2 separate regions of the Homo sapiens genome follow, and region 1 is linked to region 2. A link is an interaction called in ENCODE POLR2A ChIA-PET data of the cell type or tissue named here. Cell type or tissue: IMR-90. All regions are shown on one strand. Links, peaks and the distances in the headings refer to the core of each region. The heading gives the core; the rest is flanking DNA.

What was found. ChIA-PET counts read pairs that join two places held together with the same protein. Peaks named below come from ENCODE experiments on the same cell type or tissue, not always from the same donor. Only the 100,000 strongest peaks of a DNase experiment are listed, where the experiment ranks them.
Region 1: POLR2A ChIA-PET joins it to region 2 with 5 read pairs; 18 of 35 experiments call an interaction of 5 or more read pairs at or near these places.

The regions. Positions count from the first base shown.
Region 1 is chr1:28,229,454-28,232,364 of GRCh38, reverse strand. The region is part of intron 1 of DNAJC8 (DnaJ heat shock protein family (Hsp40) member C8); the gene reads left to right. Among named protein-coding and RNA genes, the nearest start is that of DNAJC8, 2.1 kb to the left of the region's middle. In IMR-90, for the core only: no CTCF peak of the experiment used is centred there; no DNase peak of the experiment used is centred there; H3K4me3 peaks cover 49 bases.
Region 2 is chr1:28,283,572-28,286,482 of GRCh38, reverse strand. No RefSeq gene overlaps it. Among named protein-coding and RNA genes, the nearest start is that of SESN2, 26 kb to the right of the region's middle. In IMR-90, for the core only: no CTCF peak of the experiment used is centred there; no DNase peak of the experiment used is centred there.

The sequences.
Region 1 (2,911 bases), core at 179-2,678, 54 kb after region 2:
CTCCTTTACTATCGCATCTCCAGCGCATAGTATGTAGTGGATGCTCAGTAAATATTTGTTGAGTGAATGAATGAATAAATGAAATAAAAGCATGCCGTTTGGAGTCAGAATCTCAGATTAAATTATTGCAAGGGGCTGGGCACAGTGGCTCACATCTGTAATCCCAGCACTTTGGGAGGCCCAGGCGGGAGGAACCCAAAAGCTCGAGGCTGCAGTGACCTATGATCGGACCACTGCACTCCATTTTTGGCGAGAGTGAGACCCTGTCTCTTTAAAAAGAAGGAAAAAAAGGATAGAAAAAAAAATTCTTGGTTGGGCGCGGTGGCTCACGCCTGTAATCCCAGCACTTTGGGAGGCCGAGACGGGCGGATCACGAGGTCAGGAGATCGAGACCACGGTGAAACCCCGTCTCTACTAGAAATACAAAAAATTAGCTGGGCCTGGTAGTGGGCGCCTGTAGTCCCAGCCACTCGGGAGGCTGAGGCAGGAGAATGGCGTGAACCCGGGAGGCAGAGCTTGCAGTGAGCAGAGATCGCGCCACTGCACTCCAGCTTGGGTGACAGAGCGAGAGACTGTCTAAAAAAGAAAAAAATTCTTGGAAGACAGTTAACCTGACTGGACTGGGATTGAATTCTTTTTTTTTTTCCTAAGGCGGAGTTTTGCTCTTGTTGCCCAGGCCTGGAGTGCAGTGGCACGATCTTGGCCCACTGCAACCTCTGCCTCCCTGGTTCAAGTGATTCTCTCGCCTCAGCCTCCCGAGTAGCTGGGATTACAGGCGCCTGCCACCACGCCTGGCTAATTTTTGTATTTTTGGTAGAGACGGGGGTTTCACCATGTTGGCCAGACTGGTCTTGATCTCCTGACTTAAGGTCCTCCCGCCTCGGCCTCCCAAAGTTGCTGGGATTACAGGCTTGAGCCACCACGCCTGGCCGGGATTGAATTTGTTCAAGACATTAATTTTGCAGATCTTCATATTCCACATCTGTAAAAACAAGAGAGTTAATTTAATTTAATTTATTTATTTTGAGACAGAGCCTCACTCTTGCCCAAGCTGGAATGCACAACCTCTGCCTTCTGGGCTCAAGTGATTCTCCCACATCAGTAGCTGGGACTACAAGCTCAGGCCACCATGCCTGGCTGATTTTTGTATTTTTTTTGTTGTGACAGGGTCTTGTTGTGTTGCCCAGGCTGGTCTTAAACTCCTGGGCTCAAGCAATCCTCCCGTCTTGGCCTCCCAAAGTGTTGGGATTACAGGCATGAGCCACTGTGCTTGGCAAGAGAGTTAATTTTAAAATAAACATTTTCATGAGGACTAAAGTTATTGTATAAGAAAGCGTTTCATAAAAAAATAAAGCAGAAGCATCTTTCTCAGGGTTAAACAAGGCAGAAGATGGGACCTCTGTAGGGTGGCATGGGTTTGAGGAATGGAGTTGCCCCCCAGCAGGCTGTGAGCTATTCAGGGTTAAGGACCATATCACATCCATCTTTTATTTCTTGCAATTGTAACAGTACTTGTTACATAGTAGTTTCTCCAAAGTATTACATTTAGGTCTAGACACCTGGCAGGCACTGCCTGTAGTCTCAGCTGCCCGGAAGGCTGAGGCAAGAGGACTGGAGGATGACTTGAGCCCAGGAGGTGGAGGTTGCAGTGAGCCATGATCTGTCTTCTGTCACTGCAGTACACCCTGGGTGACAGAGCAAGACCCCTTCTCAAAAAACAAAAACAAACAAAAAACCAAATGGCAACCTTTGTTTGAATTGGATGGGAAAAAATATCTAAGGAAGGGTAATTCAGTCATTTTTTTAAAAAATAGAGACAAGGTCTTGCCATGTTGCTCAGGTTGGTCTTGAATTCCTGCACCCAAGTGATCCTCCTGCCTCAGACTCCCAAAGTGCTGGGATTACAGGCATAAGCCACCACACTGGCCTCATTCATTTAACAGATGTTTATTGAACATTGGAAATGTACTAGTTTGCTATTTAGGTGTTGAGGATACGGTAGTGAACAAGAGAGAAAAAAAATCCTGTTTTCATAGAGTGAAGAGGGAAGATGTCTAGAAGGAATGACTTTTTATGTTAATGAAATTCTTTCCAACCTTGTTTTGGCTATAGGAATAAAGATGGCATATAGCATACCAGAGATTCATTCCAACTAGCATTCCAACTCTGACAGTGACACCAAGAATGTTTTCCTGGGACTGCCTGGTGCTTGTTCTCCCTGGCATTGTCTTCAGGTCAGGGATTTTTCTTTTTTCTTTCTTTCTTTTTTTTAAATTAAAAATAGAGATGGGGTTTCGCCATGTTGCCCAGGCTTGTCTCAAACTCCTGAGCTCAAGCAATCCACCCACCTCAGCCTCCCAAAATGTTGGGATTACAGGTGACAGCTACTCCGCCTGGCCAAGTCAGGGATTTTTTCTAACACTATTAGAATTAGGTGGTGGAGTTGTTTGTTCCTTCCCATCAACAGTTTTAAATGCTGCTCATAGTTTATGTCTTACTGTGATTGTATTTTTCCTTTTTTTGCTCTTTAAATTTTTTTCTTTATTTTTTTTCCTCACAGAGAAATCTCTTACTTTTTTTTTTTCTTTTTTGAGACGGAGTCTCGCTGTGTCTCCCAGGCTGGAGTCCAGTGGCGCGATCTTGGCTCACTGCAACCTCTGTCCCTGGGGTTCAAGCGATTCTCCTGCCTCAGCCTCCCAAGTAGCTGGGACTACACGCCATGCCACCATGCCCAGCTAATTTTTTGTATTTTTAGTAGAGACGGGGTTTCACCATGTTGGCCAGGATGGACTCCATCTCCTGACCTCATGATCTGCCCACCCCCCAGCCTCCCAAAGTGTTGGGATTACAGGCGTGAGCCACTGTGCCCAGCCTATTTTTTTTTTCTTAAAATTAAAAGCTATAAATGAAG
Region 2 (2,911 bases), core at 255-2,754:
AAAAAAAAAAATAAAAAATAATTAGTTGCATAACGGTCTAAGGTCTGTCTCTTTCACTTGACAGTAAATCCCAAGAAAGCAGGAACCATGTCTGTCTCCTTCACTGCTAAGTCTCCAGGACATGTGACACATTAGAACCATAACATCTGTTCAAAGAACTCATACCAAGGAAGCTATTAAAGATGCAGATTGCTGAGCTCTGCCTCCAACCACTGGTTCTCTAATGAGATTCTAAGGCACAAAACAGTCTGTGAACTACTTCTCTAATCCACCTGCTCTAGGGCTCTGGTGAATGTTTGCAACCTGCTGGAGGAGACTCACTTGGCTTTTTTTTTTTTGGTCGGGGAGAGAAGGAGTTTCACTCTTGTTACCCAGGCTGGAGTGCAATGGCGCGATCCCGGCTCACTGCAACCTCTGCCTCGCAGGTTCAAGCGATTCTCCTCTTTCAGCCTCCTGAAATAGCTGGGATTACAGGCATGCACCACCACATCCGGCTAATTTTTGAATTTTTGGTAGAGACAGGGTTTCACCATGTTGGTCAGGCTGGTCTCAAATTCCTGACCTCAGGTGATCCACCTGCCTTGGCTTCCCAAAGTGTTGGGATTACAGGCTTGAGCCACCATGCCCAGCCCCGGCTCCTTTTTCTACTCACTCTCACCAGTTCTCAAATCAAGCATGGTTCCAAAAGACAAAAGAATTAGCTGGGCGCAGTGTTGGGCGCCTGTAATCCCAGCTACTCAGGAGGTAAGGCAGGAGAATCACTTGAACCTGGGAGGCAGAGGTTGCAGTGAGCCAAGATCGCACCATTGCACTCCAGCCTGCGCGACAGAGTGTGACTCTGTCTAAAAACAAAAACAAAAACAAAAACAAACAAGCAAACAAAAAAAAAGAAAAAGAATTGAGCTACCGACAACCTTCTGCAAATTCCAACCTGGGTAGATGTGCACAGGTCTTGAGTTGCAGGCTACAGAAGTCTAAAATAGATTCATTAGATCCAGTCTGAAGCTGAGTTTTCAACTCCATTTGCAAATTTAACATGATTTTAAAAATATTTATTTATTTATTAGACAGAGTTTCATTCTGTCACCCAGGCTGGAGTGCAATGGCGCTGGGATTACGGGCGCCCACCACGACACCTGGCTAATTTTTGTATTTTGAGTAGAGACGGGGTTTCACCATGTTGGTCAGGCTGGTTTTGAATTCCTGACCTCAAATGATCCGCCTGCCTCGGCCTCCCAAAGTGCTGGGATTATGGGTGTCAGCCATCAGGTCCAGCCTAATAAACATGATTTTTTTTTTCTTTTTTTTGAGAGGAGTCTCCCTTTGTCGCCCAGGCTGGAGTGCAGTGGCGCAATCTTGGCTCACTGCAAGCTCCGCCTCCTGGGTTCACGCCATTCTCCTGCCTACAGGCTGGGACTGTAGTCCAGCCTACGTGGCATGCATTGAGTGTGACTGTTGCCAAATGTTTTCAAATTTAATCTCGCAATCTTCGCAACAACCGTGTGAGGAAAGGGTCTGTTCCCATTCTATAGATGTGGAAATGGAACCTCAAATGAGAATCTGGGGAACACCAATTTAACAGACAGACCCAAATTCAAATTCCAGCTTTGACATTTAATATCAGTCTGATCATGAGCAAGTTGCTTCAATACTCCCTCCTCAATTTCCTTATCTGTGGGATGGAATTAATACCTAAGGTTACAGGAGGGTTGTGAGGATTAAATAATACTGGGTAGCTGGGATTACAGGTGCCCGCCACCACGCCCGGCTAATTTTTTTTTTTTTTTTTTTTTTTTTTTTTTGTATTTTCAGTACAGTTGGGGTTTCACCGTGTTAGCCAGGATGGTCTGGATCTCCTGACCTCGTGATCCACCCGCCTTGGCCTCCCAAAGTGCTGGGATTACAGGCGTAAGCCACCGTGCCCAGCCATTATTTTTTTTTAAATGCATATTGAGGATTTAGGCACTTTGGAGACAAAAATAATGCAATACAGGGTTGGGCATGGTGGCTCATACCTGTAATCCCAGCACTTTGGGAGGCTGAGGCGGGCAGATCGCTTGAGCCCAGGAGTTCAAGACCACCCTCGGTAACATGGCAAAGGAGTTCAAGACCACCCTTGGCAACATGGGGAGGCTGGGGCAGGAGAATCACTTGAACCTGGGGAGGTTGCTGTGAACCGAGATCACACCAATGCACTCCAGCTCCATCTCAAAAAGAAAAAAAAAAAAGCAATACAAAGAACTCTGGAATCAGAATGAGAAGGATTCAAATTCTACCTCAGTCGCATGAGCTTGGGCAAATTTCTGAATCCTGAACAGCTTGCGAATGCTAGATGCCAGGTACCTGAACTGTGCTAGGTGGTTTTTATGCATTATTTAATCCTCACAACCCTCTTGTAACCTTAGGTATTAATTCCATCCCATAGATAAGGAAATTGAGGAGGGAGTATTGAAGCAACTTGCTCATGATCGGACAGACATTAAATGTCAAAGCTGGAATTTGAATTTGGGTCTGTCTGTTAAATTGGTGTTCCCCAGATTCTCATTTGAGGTTCCATTTCCACATCTATAGGATGGGAACAGACCCTTTCCTCACAGGGTTGTTGTGAAGATTGGGAGATTAAATTTGAAAACATTTGGCAACAGTCACACTCAATGCATGCCACATAGGCTGGGCGCAGTGGCTCATGCCTGTAATCCCAGCACTTTGGGAGGCTGAGGCACGTGGATCACTTGAGCTCAGGAGTTCCAGACCAGCTTGGCCAACATGGTGAAATCCTGTCTCTACTAAAAATACCGAAATTGGCCGGGCGTGATGGTATGTGCCTGTAATCCCAGCTACTAGGAAGGCTGAGGTGGGAGAATTGCTAGAACCTGGGAGATGGAGGTTGCAGTTGAGCCGAGATTGTGAC